5 separate regions of the Homo sapiens genome follow, and all the other regions are linked to region 4. Evidence: chromatin contacts called from ENCODE Hi-C or POLR2A ChIA-PET data. All regions are on one chromosome and are shown on one strand. Each heading gives the region's core, a stretch centred on a gene start or an enhancer-like site at or near the end of the contact. The rest is flanking DNA. Distances are from core to core; before and after follow the strand shown.

What was found. A loop is a pair of places that touch in the nucleus more often than their neighbours do. ChIA-PET counts read pairs that join two places held with the same protein, here RNA polymerase II (POLR2A). Pooled maps may share reads with other maps.
Region 1: a loop to region 4 is called in a pooled map, with 13 times the contacts of the local background. The contact joins the promoter of JOSD1 here to the promoter of TNRC6B-DT in region 4. A Hi-C loop is called at or near these places in 9 of 50 pooled maps. POLR2A ChIA-PET finds 5 or more read pairs at or near these places in 3 of 52 experiments (CD4-positive, alpha-beta T cell, Caco-2 and PC-9).
Region 2: a loop to region 4 is called in a pooled map, with 21 times the contacts of the local background. The contact joins the promoter of TEF here to the promoter of TNRC6B-DT in region 4. A Hi-C loop is called at or near these places in 8 of 50 pooled maps. POLR2A ChIA-PET finds 5 or more read pairs at or near these places in 2 of 52 experiments (CD4-positive, alpha-beta T cell and activated B cell).
Region 3: a map of CD14-positive monocyte shows a loop between it and region 4 (6-fold over the local background). The contact joins the promoter of RANGAP1 here to the promoter of TNRC6B-DT in region 4. A Hi-C loop is called at or near these places in 1 of 168 maps with a recorded cell type or tissue (CD14-positive monocyte), 1 of 37 single-sample maps with no recorded cell type and 8 of 50 pooled maps. POLR2A ChIA-PET finds 5 or more read pairs at or near these places in 1 of 52 experiments (CD8-positive, alpha-beta T cell).
Region 5: a loop to region 4 is called in a pooled map, with 9 times the contacts of the local background. The contact joins the promoter of PMM1 here to the promoter of TNRC6B-DT in region 4. A Hi-C loop is called at or near these places in 1 of 50 pooled maps. POLR2A ChIA-PET finds 5 or more read pairs at or near these places in 2 of 52 experiments (CD4-positive, alpha-beta T cell and endothelial cell of umbilical vein).

The regions. Positions count from the first base shown.
Region 1 is chr22:38,699,574-38,702,273 of GRCh38, forward strand. JOSD1 (Josephin domain containing 1) reads right to left here and starts at 1,370. Exons shown (of 5, transcript NM_001360236.2): 1 at 1,227-1,370; 2 at 230-1,045. The coding sequence starts at 414. RefSeq lists a silencer at 877-1,836.
Region 2 is chr22:41,380,578-41,383,277 of GRCh38, forward strand. TEF (TEF transcription factor, PAR bZIP family member) reads left to right here and starts at 1,365. Exons shown (of 4, transcript NM_003216.4): 1 at 1,365-1,624. The coding sequence starts at 1,468. LOC105373042 (a long non-coding RNA gene) reads right to left here and starts at 1,334. Exons shown (of 3, transcript XR_938271.3): 1 at 1,163-1,334. RefSeq lists silencers at 584-1,183, 1,214-1,913 and enhancers at 1,048-1,342, 2,124-2,203.
Region 3 is chr22:41,284,786-41,287,485 of GRCh38, forward strand. RANGAP1 (Ran GTPase activating protein 1) reads right to left here and starts at 1,402. Exons shown (of 16, transcript NM_002883.4): 1 at 1,201-1,402. RefSeq lists enhancers at 1,105-1,174, 1,605-1,824, 1,855-1,924, 2,245-2,294.
Region 4 is chr22:40,043,131-40,045,830 of GRCh38, forward strand. TNRC6B-DT (TNRC6B divergent transcript) reads right to left here and starts at 1,400. Exons shown (of 1, transcript NR_163486.1): 1 at 1-1,400. It overlaps FAM83F (family with sequence similarity 83 member F), which reads left to right. Exons shown (of 5, transcript NM_138435.4): 5 at 1-404. It also overlaps a transcript of TNRC6B not described here. RefSeq lists enhancers at 395-1,042, 1,124-1,423, 1,734-1,853 and silencers at 2,154-2,373, 2,384-2,453.
Region 5 is chr22:41,588,260-41,591,124 of GRCh38, forward strand. It overlaps PMM1 (phosphomannomutase 1), which reads right to left and starts at 1,581. Exons shown (of 8, transcript NM_002676.3): 1 at 1,460-1,581. The coding sequence starts at 1,546. RefSeq lists an enhancer at 706-1,385 and a silencer at 1,780-1,929.

The sequences.
Region 1 (2,700 bases), core at 120-2,619, 1.3 Mb before region 4:
TTGAAGATCACTCAAGAAAACACAGCTGAGGCTATGAGTACTTTCCTAGCCCACCGTAAGTGCCTGATAAATGGTAGTGATTATCTTTTCATGTCTTGTGTCCCTTATACCTGCTAACGCAATCTAGCTAATACCTACAGCTTTGAAGGTTTATGAAGCTGAGACACTGCCCCACCCACAGAAATCCAGAAATATCAGTATCAAGATGCCAAGGAGAAGGGTCCCCTACCTCTGGAAAATCTCTTGCAGCGTATCCCGGGTGAAGGCATTGCTGTCCTGGAAGACGTTATTGAGGGCGTGGAGGGCACAAAGCTCCCTGCGCTGTTTCTCATGGTAGATTTGTGGGGGTGCTGCCTGGGGCAGCTCCAATGATTCAGATTTGGCCTTGTCTCCTTTCCATGGCACACAACTCATGTTTTTTGTTTTAGGTTCCAGAGATGGCTATAAACACCCCACTCTTCCCTCTAGAGGAAGAATGTAAGCTTCTCAGTCTTTTCCGGATTCCTGAGGTCCACCTTATTCTCTGGTGTCCATGATTTATGCTTTGTCACTGGGAGAAAAGATTGGAATCAAAAGGAAAAAAATAAAACCCACCTCTTCTCTCTTCTCAATAGAAAAATAACTTTTGGATTACTTTTATTTTGCTACCACTGTCAAAGTGCAGAATTTAAAAAAACACATAAAATGTAAGACCTTGTTTCCGTTTCCCCACCCTTCCCTCCCACCCCCCTCCAAAATCCCCACGATTTTCTTGCTGTTTCCCTCTGCAAATGCCAGGCCTCAAAGCAGGAGGACCGAACACAATCGGTCACATCGCTCCTTTTCTTCCATTTCTTTTGAACCACGACGCCAATGACTCGGGAGACAAGGCCTGGGTGACGGATAAATTTAGCGCACGAGTCGAGTAGCTAGCGCGGGCCGGCAGGCGTGGGACCGCGAGCCGCGCGGGGGCCTCGGGGGCAGCCCTCCATCCCCTCGGGTACGGTGGGGCCCGCAGGGCGCGGCTCCCTCGGAAGGCGCGGATTCTAGCCCTCTGGCCGCGGCCCTGCGGAGGAGGAGACAACTCCGGTCAGCGGCGAGCGGGCGCGGGAAGTGAGCGGCGGGGCCGGCCCCTGCCCGAGGGAAGGTTCCGCGCGGCGAAGGGCTGGCCCGCGAGGGGTGGGGCCGGACAGTCAGCCTCGCGCTCCCGGGCCCGCGCCCACCCGGCTCGCAGCCCCTACACAAACCTCCCCGCCCGTCACGTGAGCGCAGGCCCAGACGCCCTCCCGCCGCGCCCCCGGCCGCAGACCCCAGGGCCGCCGGGACTGCTCGCCGCTGGCGGTCCCCTCACCGCAGCCGGCCGCCACCTGGAGTGCGCGCCGCCAACTGGGCCGTGCGGGCGGGCGCGCGCACCTGAGCCCGACGTCAGCGGCCCCCGCCCGGCGCGTGCTCCGGAAACGCCCTCCCGCGCCGTCCTCACTCCTCCCAGCCGTGGCGTCACGCCTGACGTAAGTCTGACGTCATCGGCACCGGCCTGGGAGCCGCAGACGCCGGGCGTGTAGGGGCGCAGTTCAACGGTTGGGGTGTTGCAAAGGCCGTGGGTGTGGGGCTGCGGGCTGCGCACCTCGGCGGCGGCCGGCAGGGTTGGGGTCCAGCCGCTCCGCTCGGCGCGGCCCCTGGCGGGGCGGCCTGAGGGAGTCCTACCTGGACGCCAGCCTGCCCTTCTCCCGGGCGTGGGCGTTGTTTCGGGGCGGCAGCCAGGCCAGCGGCTGCAGTCCGCGGCTTTCAGCACCCCTCCCTTCTCTGTGCCGGGCTTTTCGGCCGAACGTTCTCGCTCCTTCTGCGTTGACTGTTTTATGTGTGGTTAACGCGCGGCTCACCAGGGGGGATTTTGAAGCACCTGATTCGGTCGGGCGCAAATTGCCTTGGTTAGTGGGCCCGACCGTGCCGCACTGTCCAGGGAGCGTCAAGGGTAGGTGTCTCGCTGGGAGTCACATTTCAAGTGGAAAGGAGAATCCTGTTGCAGTTCCTTGGTGTCGCATTTCGGTTCACTACACACAAGCCACTGCCTTCTTGCCTGGGGGCTCCCCGCTCTTCTCACGGTGGCTTTCCTCTCTGCAGAGACCTCTGCGCGAGGTATACCTAAGCGCATTGTGTGCGTCTTCGGGAAAAGGCGAAAACTACTCGCAGTCCCACGTGGATTTCATTTTTTCCCCTTTACCTACTCTTAGGGTGCGTGGTAGGCATCATTATCCACCTTAGCTGCCCTTCTTTTGGGTTTTCTGTAAAACTGGAAAAACGAGAAGAAACTGTTGCACTTCAAATTTAGTTGTTTTGTTTTGTTTTTTGGAGACGGAGTTTCGCTCTTGTTGCCCAGACTGGAGTGCAATGGCATGATCTCCGCTCACCGCAACGTCCGCCTCCCGGGTTCAAGCAATTCTCCTGCCTCAGCCTCCCGAGTAGCTGGGATTGCAGGCATGCGCCACCACGCCCGGCTAATTTTGTGTGTTTAGTAGAGGGGTTTCTTCATGTTGGTCAGGCTGGTCTCGAACTCCCGACCTCAGGTGATCCACCCGCCTTGGCCTCCCAAGGTGTTGGGATTACAGAAGTGAGCCACCGTGCCCGGCCTTTTTTTTTTTTTTTTTTTTTAAGATGGAGTTTAACTTTTGTCGCCCAGGCTGAATTGCAACGGGGCGATCTCGGCTTACTGCAACCTTCACC
Region 2 (2,700 bases), core at 115-2,614, 1.3 Mb after region 4:
GGGCTGGGCCACTGTAGGGATGCTGGATAAACAAGCCAAGCTCTCTGCCTTCCGGGAGTTAAGCGGGGAGTCTAATGTTGCCTGGGTTTGCAGCGGAGTCTGATCTGTACTATAAAGAGGTACAAAGTTCTGAGCGCTGTTTAGGAGCAGCTTTCCATTTGTGTACCGCGCCACATATTACATTTTTACGGATTTCTGCGGAACTCCCGGGGAGGCTTTATATTTTAAGAGAGGAGGTGGTTCTCCCACAAAACGTGGCATCGGTACCTGGTGTCAAGGAGGTTTTTGTTTTCTAGGTAAAAGAAGGGAGAGTTCTAGAAAGGAAAAGAATTTCACATCTGTTTGGGACTGTGGAGATTCTCTAGCCCAACCTCTTAATTTTATGGCCGAGGAAACAAGCTCCAGTGAAGCAACCGGACTTTCCCAAGGTCATAAGCTAGTAAGTGGGAGGGCGGAAACATGTACTCGGGCCCTGGCTCAGGTCAGAGCTTCAGGAATGCTCCCTCCACGCTAGTGTTGATCTGGATGCGTGGGCAACCCGACACCCCGCTCTAGGGCGGCCAAGCCTGCTCAGGCCATCCCTACGACTTGGCAGGTCGCGGTCCCCGGCCCTGCCCTCAGGCGACCTCTGGGTCGCGTGGGAGCAGAAGTGCGGGCTAAGCTCAGCGTCCCTGCCCCGCGACCCTGGGCAGAGTCCCCAGAACAAAAAGACCCGTCCCTCCCTTCCCCTCCCGCCCCGCCACAGCCCCGCACGTGCGGCGCCTCGTGCACCGCCCCGGGCCCCGCCCCCGCCCTCCATTGGCTGTTCCCGCGCCTTCCTCCTCTGCCCCCTCCCCCCGCGACCAGACTCGGCTGCGGCTCCACGTGACCCGCGGGGGGTGGACACGCCGCGCGAGCAGGAGCTCGGATAGGTCGCTTTGGCCGGCCTGGCCGCTCCGAGCTCCGCCCCTCTTCGGTGGCGCGTCGGGAAGGTTGCAAGTCGGGGACAAGAGGGAGAGGCTGCGGTGGTTGGGGAGGGCGGGGGTTATGAAGAGGGCGGTGAAGGGGGAACACTGGTAGGAGGGAAGGGACCGCGCCGAGGAAGGCCCACCACAAAGACTCCAGCAGGCGCCAATCAGGGGACACAGGGGCGGCGGGGCGGGGCCTCCGCGAGGGTCCTCACCTGGCCCCGCACGTGTCTATCTTATCCCGGCTGCCCGACCAATCACGGCCCGAGGATCTGCGCCTGCCCCTCTCGCAGGCTGGACCAATCCAGAGCAACGATCCGGGGAAGCTGGCCTGGCCTCATGAATAATTAATGTGCCAGAGCCGGTCCGCAGGCGGGGTAGCGATGGAAGGAGGCGGGGGCGCCATTGGGCGCCTGCGCAGTAGCTGCCCGTGTCGGCAGCTGCAGCGGGTCGCACGGCTCCGGCCCATCTCGGGGGGCGGGCGGGGGAGGCGAGGTGCGCGAGCCGAGTCCGGGGCACGATGTCCGACGCGGGCGGCGGAAAGAAGCCGCCTGTGGACCCGCAGGCAGGACCCGGTCCGGGGCCGGGGCGCGCAGCTGGGGAAAGGGGCCTGTCGGGGTCCTTCCCCCTGGTCCTGAAGAAGCTGATGGAGAACCCCCCGCGCGAGGCGCGCCTCGGTGAGGGCGGGGGGGTGGTCCGCGCGGGCTGGGGGCGGGGCTTATACAGGGGCGGGGCCTCGTGAGGGCGGGGCCGGGGAGGCAGTGGGTCAGGGAGCAGTGGTCCAGCGGAGGGGGATGGGGCCTGGATGACCAGGAGCCTGGAGGACGAGGCCGGGGGGCTGAGGACAGAGGGTCAGGGGCGGGCTGAGACGGTGGGTCTGGCGGGAGAGGGTGGGGAGAGGTTTTGAGGAGGCGGAAGGGGATCGGGAGCAGTCACTTAAATGACGCTCCAGGGCCCCTCCCCCGGGGCCACCTGCATCGGAGTCACTCGGGATGCCTGTTTAAATTGCTGGTTCCTGCGCCCCACCCAATCTGCGGTCACTGGGACAGGGGTCTTGCATTTTAAGGAGCACCCCACCGCACCCCCATTATTTTCCAAGTACACCAAAGTTTAGGAAGCGCAGGCCTAGGGTAGCGAACTGTCATCGTACGTGGCCTTACCCCTCCCGGAGGGACCTGGCTTCCTCCCTGGGTGTGAGTAGCGCCAGCTACTAGGTCCAACGGGAGCCTTTCTGTTGCGGGGCTTCTGCTGAGCGGGTGGGGGGGGTGTGGGCGAGTAGTGTGAGGCGCCTTGGGAGGGGAGTTTTGGGCCAAGCAGAGAAACGATGAGGGTCAGATGAGTCCACTGAGGCCCTTCGCCTGGTTGGTTGGGGCTGACCCTTAGATTCTGGGGCCACGGCGGCAGGACTGAGCTTCATCTTTTTGCCTAGGCCAGGAACGTCACTGGGGCGTATACGGAAAGCAGGTCTGGCCTTGTTTTTCGCCCTGGGAGATGGGGTGCAGGGAGCAGCAGGAGGGCCGCCTGTGGTGGGGTTGTGGGTGCACTGAGGTATACTTTGAGTGTGAGACCTTTGCATTTCCAAGAGCCATCAGTTATTCAGGGTTTGGGAAAGGGATAGGCCTTCGAGAGTTGTCTGGCCTGGGGAATGGATTTTCCTTTTTAAAATGCCATTTCTCTTCCTTTCCTGGGTGTATGCTGAGGCTCCCATCCCTGTGGCTGTCACTGTTGAGTTATAAATAGCTTCAGCACATCA
Region 3 (2,700 bases), core at 152-2,651, 1.2 Mb after region 4:
ACTTGAGCCCCGTAGGTGGAGGCTACAGTGAGCTGAGATCTTGCTGCTGTACTTCTGGAGACCCTGTTTCAAAAAATAAATTAACCAGAAACCAGCCCAGTGCAATAACTCACACCTGTAATTCCAACATTTTGGGAGGCTAGGCGGGAAGATCACTTTAGACCAGGGTTCGAGACAAGCCTGGGCAACAGAATGAGACCCTGTCTCCACAGAAAAATTTAAAAATTAGCCAGGTGTGATGGCATCTGTAGTCCCCATGACTTGGGAGGTTGAGGTGGGAGGATCGCTTGAGCCCAGGAAGCCGACGCTGCAGTTCAGCGGTGATCGTTCCACTACACTCCAGCCTGGGTGACAGAAGGAGACCGTCTCTAAAAAGATAAAAAAATTTAAAGAAAAACCAACAAAAAAATTAACCTGAAACCCCAGCATCTCTTGCAGTTCTGAGATGGGACAATTTGAGGGTAAAAGGTGGTGGTGAAGCCTCCAGATAGAATAGGGACAGAACTTCTCAGCTGAACGGGGGCCCATTCCTCAGTCCAAGAGAGAGCGAGACAGAGATGCACCCCTCCACACTCACTTTATAAACCAAGAAACTGGAGCACAGAAACGTAAATTGATTTGTCCAAGGTCAGCAAAGGATCAGCGCCAGAGCAAAAGCAAAGGGCTAATAGAGAAACATCCTCTCCCCGCTCCGCAGCAACGTCAGAGACTTTCTGAGGTGAGATGCATGCTCCTGCAAAGCGTCAGCAGTGACTCACATCGATTCCAGGGACAGCGGCGCCAGCCCGGGGCCCCCGCGGGCGTGGGCCTGCTGGGAGGTGGCTCTGCGGGAGCGACGCGCGAATACAGGCCGCAAATGATAGGCGGGCGGCGCAGGAGCCCCATCTGGAATCCCCGGCGGACTCGCACCGCCTCCGGTTGACAACAATGCTAATATGAGACGCCACTGCTAGCAGCTGCAGGCTGAGCTGCTCTGGCGAGTCAGACGCCCTTTAAGCCTCAGTTTCCCCATTTGTGAAAGGAGCCAGCGCCGCTCAACAACCCCACTCCCACCGCCACCCCTGGGGCGCTCGGCCGTCGAAGGCTAAGTGAAGAAGGCCGAGGGGGCAGGCAGAAGGCGCACACGGGCGCCACGCCCTCCTCGCCCCGCACCCCTGTTCCAGGCAGGTGACGGGGAAAGGAAAGGGACCCTGACTCTACCGTAAACAGGCGGCGCCGCCGCGTGGGGGGAATCGAGCGCGCGCCTCCGCCCTCTGGGGCGGGGACGGATTTAGGGTCCGGGTCAGGCCGGGGTCGCCACCTCCGGATCCAGCGGTCCAGATGTCCAGCCGGCTAGTCTGTTAGCTCTCTCGAGCTCCCGGCCTCACGCGCTTCCAGCACCACCTGCTCTCCGCACCGCGGCGGATGATGGCGGAGGAGGAGGATTTTGAAAGCCGGCAGTTTCTTTGCTTCGATTTGATTTGTTCGAGGCCCCGGCCGGCTTGCCCTCGCCCCGCTCGCGCGGCCTCTCGGGTAGAGTAGTCCGGTTCCCCATCTGGGAGCGCGATGGGGCGCGCACCGCGAACTACCCGTCCCATGGCGCACCGCGCGCAGAGCGTCCTCCACCGCCCTCCTCTTCGCCCTCCCCTGGTGGCTTCTGGCTCTTTCTCGCAGAGACCGCAGGGAGGTGTTCAGCCGGGAGCGCCCAGAGACTACAATTCCCAGAATGCGTTGCACCCAGGTCCCTCAGCTCTTCCGGAAAGGTTTTGTTCGCGTAACTTTGTTGATAACAGGTACTGCTGGCTGCTGGGTCTCTTGGGCAAGACACAGGTATCCATTTCCCGAAAGAAAAGACTCTTTTCCGTCCCATGAAACTGAAAGGGCATTCGAAGGCTTCCACATAAATATGCACAAATTACCTGATAATTAAAAAGGGGAAATAGTAACTATCGTAGAGAAGCTCCGCAGACACCACTTGAACGGCCACGTTAACATCAACAGCAGGACAAGCTGACATTCATCGCACGCTTTCTGTGTGATGCACTGAGAAAAACACGGCGTCACCGTCCGGTCTATAATGCATGACCTTAGTCTAATCATGAGAAACCCAAGCTGAGGGACATGGTACAGAATAACTGATCTGTACCCTTCCGGAAATGTCTGTATTATGTAAGACAAAGAAAAACTGAGGAACTGTTGCCGATTACAGGAAACGAAAAAGACAACTGAATGCAAGACATGGTCCTGGATCGGATCCTGGGTGGGGATTGCTATAAAGGACAATACTGAAACAGCAAAACTTGACTATATTAGATAATAGTATTGTATCAATGTTAAATTTATTAATTTTGATTATGGTACAGGGTTATGTAAGAGACTGCCCTTGTTCTTGGAAAAAAATGCTGAAATAATTAGGGACAAAAAGGACATGATGTCTGCAACCTTTATGGTTAAAAGAAATATACCTATACATATACATAGAGAAAGCAGAGACACAAATGTGGCAAAATGTTAATCAGTTAATCTGGTTGAAGAATATGGGAGTTCTTTGAACATTTTTGCAACTTTTCTGTAGGTGTGAATTTAAGCATAAAAACACAAACAGCGTTTTTTTTTTGTTTTTTTTTTTTGAGATGGAGTTTCACTCTTGTTGCCCATCTTGGCCTCCCAAAGTGTTGGGATTATAGGCGAGAGAGTGTGAGACCAGCCTGGGCAACATGG
Region 4 (2,700 bases), core at 150-2,649:
TATGTTACAATGGTTGTTTTATTATTAAAGCAGTGCCAAGGAGGTTACACAACAGCTTGGATCAGGAAGTGAAACAAGGGCGGTGATCCCACTGAAGCTACAGGGGATGGGGATTTGGGACGGTAAAATGTTAATTACCCAAGATGGAATGTGGGCTAGAGTCCAGCGTTGTGCTCCTGGAGATCATTTCGGTCGCAAAAGCTCACTGGCAATGGGTCCTAAGCGTCCTGCCCTCCTCTGGCTGAAATGTTGGATTCACTTCGATGAATGCTGCTATAGGGAAAGAACCCAGTGGCCACCAGCCAGGAGCACACGTCTTGCTCAGCATCAACTATCCTGGAAGATTTCCAGGAGCTGAAGGGCTGTTCTCTTTGCATGCAATAAATTATTCATTTCTAAGACGATTTATTCTGTCTCTCTCTTTAGACTTGATTTCTCCTAGTTTTCCAGCTCTTGAGGACTCTCTCCAAAGAATGAGTTGTAGATGGTTGGTCAGGGGTTGCGAGTGGTGCCTAGGCTTCGCATAAAAGGAGGCAGAAATGTCTACCTTAAAGGGGAGAGGAATGGGTCCTGGGGAGGAAGATGTGGTGGAGGCAATGACAACCTTTCCATAGTAAGTCCCCAACAAAGTCACTTCTAGAAACTGACTGAAGACTTTGAGTTCCAAATGAAACGTTTTTAAGATGCTAGGTTGGCTGACAAGTACATCGTCTAAGGTGGAGGCACTAAAGCATAATAAAAAGAGTGAAGTCTCTGCAGTTTGACCCAGGACCAGATGCCAGGCCCACCAACGACTCTGTATCTGGATGACCTTGGGCAAGTTTTCTAAGCTCTCGCCAGCCTTAATTTCCCATCTATAAAAACTGGATACTGCATTACTCCCAGGTTTAACCAGATAATGTTTGTGAAGAAAGCAGCCCAATACTTGGCACAAAATAGGCAAGGGAGTCACTATTATCGTCAACTACTGGCCAAACAACCAGAGTTGACCCCAAATCCCCAGTAAACAATTAACCGTAGCAGAGCGAATCCGGATCTGACGCACCTATTTGCCCAATAAGGTGCCAGGAAATAACACAGTGGAGTCAAACCAATGGTATTAGCCCTTGTTGATGGACGGGCTTTCTTGCTGTTCCACCAATAGCTTGAAGATTTGACTGGGGAGTGACATCCTGACAGTCCAATGACGCACAACCAGCCCACACTCAGCACTTCGGAGGGGATAAATCAAGGAGCCGGCACGTATGGATTCCGTTATAGGGCAGTACTGGTTGGAGAGAGGAGCTTAGGGAAACAGCGCCGAGGCAAGGCACTAATGAGCTAAAAATAAAGAAAAAAGACGATGGTTGCGCCAAGCGACCTCGGCCGCCATCATGCTCTAATTTCCCCTGAGTCTCTCTGGGTCCTCGACCGAGGAAGCGGCCTCTGGGATGCTGAGGGGGTGTGTCCCCACATGATTGGCTCAGGCAGCTCAGCCAATCCTAGCTCGTTAAACGGGAAGCACTTAACCAATGAGGGGCGAAGGCAGCAACGAGGAATTGGAGGGGCGGAACGACAGCTTGACGGGCACAAAAGCCAGCCAGTGAGAGCCGGAAGCATCCTCCCTGCGGCCAATGGAGTGGGGCTCTGGGCGGGCCCCCGAGTGTTTGTGTTGTGGTTTTGGGGGAGGGATGCGGAGGGGAAAGTTTGTTTATTTTGTTTTTAGTTTTTGGGGTCCCCGTGCTGCTGCAAGGCGAAACGGGAGGGAGTGACCCCTGCGCCCCTCAGTCCCCCCTACGACGTCGCCTCCATAGTCTGCGGAGAAGCGGAGACTGCGCGCCTCGCCTCACAGCGAAACGCCGCGCACTCGGAGCCGGCACGGCTCGGCGGTGAGTGAGGTGCGGCGGCCGCGCCGTCCTTCCCCTCCCCCGCGCCCCGCCGGGACGGAGCGGGGCGGCCGGGGGTCGGCGAGGGCGCCCCCGGGGGCGCGCGGCGCGGCCCGGGGCGGTGAGCGGAGGCGCGGCGTGTGCGTGTCCTCGCGAGGGAGCGCGCGTGGGGCGGGGAGCGGGCCGGGGAGGGGGCGTGAGCGCGCGCGGGGCTGGTGCGGCCGGCGGCGCTGAGCGCGCGCTCCGCGGGAGCGGGCGCCGCCGAGATTTGAGTCGAGGGGCGGGGAGGGACTCGGGGCGACGTCCGGCGCGCGGGCCGGGGCGCCCCGAACGGCCGGGCAGGCACTGGCGGGCGCGCGCGCGGCTCCGGGCGTCACGCGCCAGCAGGTGTGAGCTGGGGGAGGGCTTCCGGGTGGGCTGGCCCGGCCGTCGAGTTCGCTTCCCGTCTCCGGGGGGCCTCGGCGCGGGGACACCTTCCCGGCCCGCGGAGGCGCGTCCGCCCCTGGCTGGCGGTGGCAGAGGGAGGCGTCAGGCCTCGGATCCTCGGGTCCCTGCGCAGCGTCCCGGCCTGTGTGCAGGACCTGCGTGACAAGGTGAATGCGTTCCACACCCCTCGCCAGGGCCCTGCGTGTGCGGCCACTTGGGGAGGCGGCTCAGACTCTGGACAAGGAAACGAGGGGCACGGAGAGTGTTTTTACACCTTCCCGTGGTCCGGTGCCCTTCAGTTCCAGACTACCGGTTTATTCGGCTGTAGAGGCTGGACATCCGATCCAGCGAGACACGCTGTAGTGGTTAAAGACGTCCAGTAACGGTCACCTCTAGTCAAGCGCCTTAA
Region 5 (2,865 bases), core at 331-2,830, 1.5 Mb after region 4:
CCCAGGCTGTAGTGCAATGGCACATTCTCGGCTCACTGCAACTTCTGCCTCTCGGGTTCAAGTGATTCTCCTGCCTCAGCCTCCCGACTAGCTAGGATTACAGGTGCATGCCACCACGCCTGGCTAATTTTTTGTATTTTTAGTAGAGATAGGGTTTCACGATATTGGTCAGGCTGGTCTTAAACTCCTGACATCGTGATCTGTCTGCCTCGGCCTCCCAAAGTGCTGGGATTACAGGCGTGAGCCACTGAACCCAGCCTAATTTTTGTATTTTTAGTAGAGACGGGGTTTCACCATGTTAGCCAGACTGATCTAGAATTCCTGACCTCAGGTGATCTGCCCACCATGGCCTCCCAAAGTGCTGGGATTACAGGCGTGACCCACAAGCAAATGGCCCACCTTTGCTCCAGTCCTGCTATCTTCCTCCCGGATCCACCCCTGCAGGAAGGCCTCCAGGGCCCAAGCCAGGGCAACTTCACCACAGAGGATGGGGAGGGGCATTCGGGACCTAAGAGAGGAGGCTAAGACCTGGGTTCCCATCAGCCACTGCCCAGTAAAGCCCATCCCACTGCTCCCCCACGCTAGGAGACCTGTTGGTTGGTCCTTGAGGCCCCCAGACTGGAGGGTGGGTTACCCACAGGGAGGGCATGAATGAAGCCTGCTTACTGATGCATCCAGCTGGTGAGGGGGCTTTTGGGGACTCACTCACAATGAGACCCAATGGGAGAAAAACTGAGCAGAGGTAAGAGGCTCAACACAGCGAGAGTCTTTAGAAGAAAACTAGACTCTTACCCTCACTATTCCTCAGTGTCCTCACAGCAAACAGGCTAGGCCTGGAGCCTCTCACATCCGGGTGGGTAGAGCTCATAAACGAATTTGAAAAGAAGCCCTCTCTGCTCCACGACTGGGGGTGGAAGGTAAAGTGGGTGATGGGGCTTCAGAAACTAGACCCAGTCCCAGGCCTGCAAAGGTCGGGGTGGGAAGACTCCGAGACGCCCTGTCTCCCACCAGATGATGACTGACGCTTGGCTGTGTGCTTGTGTGCCTGGAACCCCGGTTCAGAAGCCAGCTCCGACCACTGGTGTGTCGTAGGGCTGAACTAGGGTGGGATCCCCAGCTCAGGAGGCGGGGGCGTCCGTGAGCCAGGCCTTAGCGGCGTGTGACAGCCTCCGGGGAGGGAGGGAGCTAGGCCCCTGCTCGCAGCCTCCTCCCTCCAGTACTGGATCCAACCCCAGCACTCCCAAGCAGAACACAGGCAAGGACGCTGCGGGGTCAGTGACGTGAGGGCCAGGTCCCCTCACTCCCGGTGGGTGGCCCCGGATGTCAGGGGGCCGGGTACCGCCGCATCCCACACTCGGTCCCCGGGTGTCCACGGTCACGCTGCTGCAGACCCCACACTCAGCCTCGGGGGTGTCCGCGTGACACTCCCGGTGGGAGCTTCCAATCTTCAGGGTCCTACCTGGCGAGCCGGCGTGAGGGTCCCGTCCACGTCAAACAGGCAGAGGACGCGCTCCTTCCTGCGGGCTGCCTGGGCGGTGACTGCCATGGCTGCAGGTCCGCGCGCGGGGCGGAGTCCCGAAGATGCAACGGCAGAAGCAGCTCAGGGATAAGTGCTGACGGGGCGGGGCATTAGGGGGCGGGGGCCAGTGGACTGCCTGATTGGCCAAATGAAGAAGGGGCGTGGTCTAGGCGGGCGGAAGCGGGGGCGGGGCCTGAGCTGATTCTCATTGCTCGTGGAGGAGGGGAGCGCGGCATAGGGCGGAGCGGAGCCCTCCAGGTTCGATTGGATTGCTCCAAACAAGGCGGAGGAGGGGCCTGAGCCTGGGACCCGCAGGAAGTGAGAGGGTGAACCCGGAAGACAGGGGCGGGGCCAGAATTGGCGGGTTGATAGTGATTGCAACAGGCCGATTAAGGGGCTGGGTCGGGCGGGGCCTCTACCATGCAGTGCAGTGTCTAGTGGGCCAGGCGGGACTAAGAGAGCCGAGGTCGCTCCCCATCCACTCTCACAAGGTTTGTGGCCATCTCTTTGCCTTACAAATTTTGAGCTGTAGGAAATCTCCTGAGCCGGGCGCGGTGGTTCACGCCTGTAATCCCAGCAGTTTGGGACGTCGAGGCGGGCGGATCACCGGAGGTCGGGAGTTCGAGACCAGCCTGACCAACATGGAGAAACCTCGTCTCTACTAAAAATACAAAATTAGCCAGGCGTGGTGGCGCATGCCTGTAATCTCAGCTACTCAGGAGGCTGAGGCAGGAGAATCGCTTGATTCCAAAGAAGCCAGAGGTTGCGGTGAGCCGAGATCGCGCCATTGCACTCCAGCCTCAAAAAAAAAAAAAAAAAAAAAAAAGGAAAGAAAAGAAAAGAAAAGAAATCTCCTGAAGGCCTTTGTTCAGGCTTTGGACTTTGCCAAATTGCCTTCCCCGAGCCTTATTCCTTCTGTCCACACATAAGACCCAGCTCTCAGGGTCTACCTGCTTGGAGACCTTCCCAGATTCTTCTTTTTTTTTTTTTTTTTTGAGACAGAGTCTCGCTCTGCCCAGGCTGGAGTGCAGTGGCGGGATCTCTGCCCACTGCAACCTCCACCTCCCAGGTTCAAGCGGTTCTCATGCCTCAGCCTCCCGAGTAGCTGGGACTGCAGGCGTGTGCCACCATGCCCACCTAATTTTTGTATTTTTACTTACTTTTATGTTTATTTTATTTTATTTTTGACACAGGGCGATTTATTTATTTATTTATTTATTTTTTGAGACTGGGTCTCACTCTGTTACTCAGGTTGGAGTGCAGTGGCATGATCTCGGCTCACTGCAACCTCCGCCTCCCAGGTTCAAGTGATTCTCCTGCCTCAGCCTCCTGAGTAGCTGAAACTA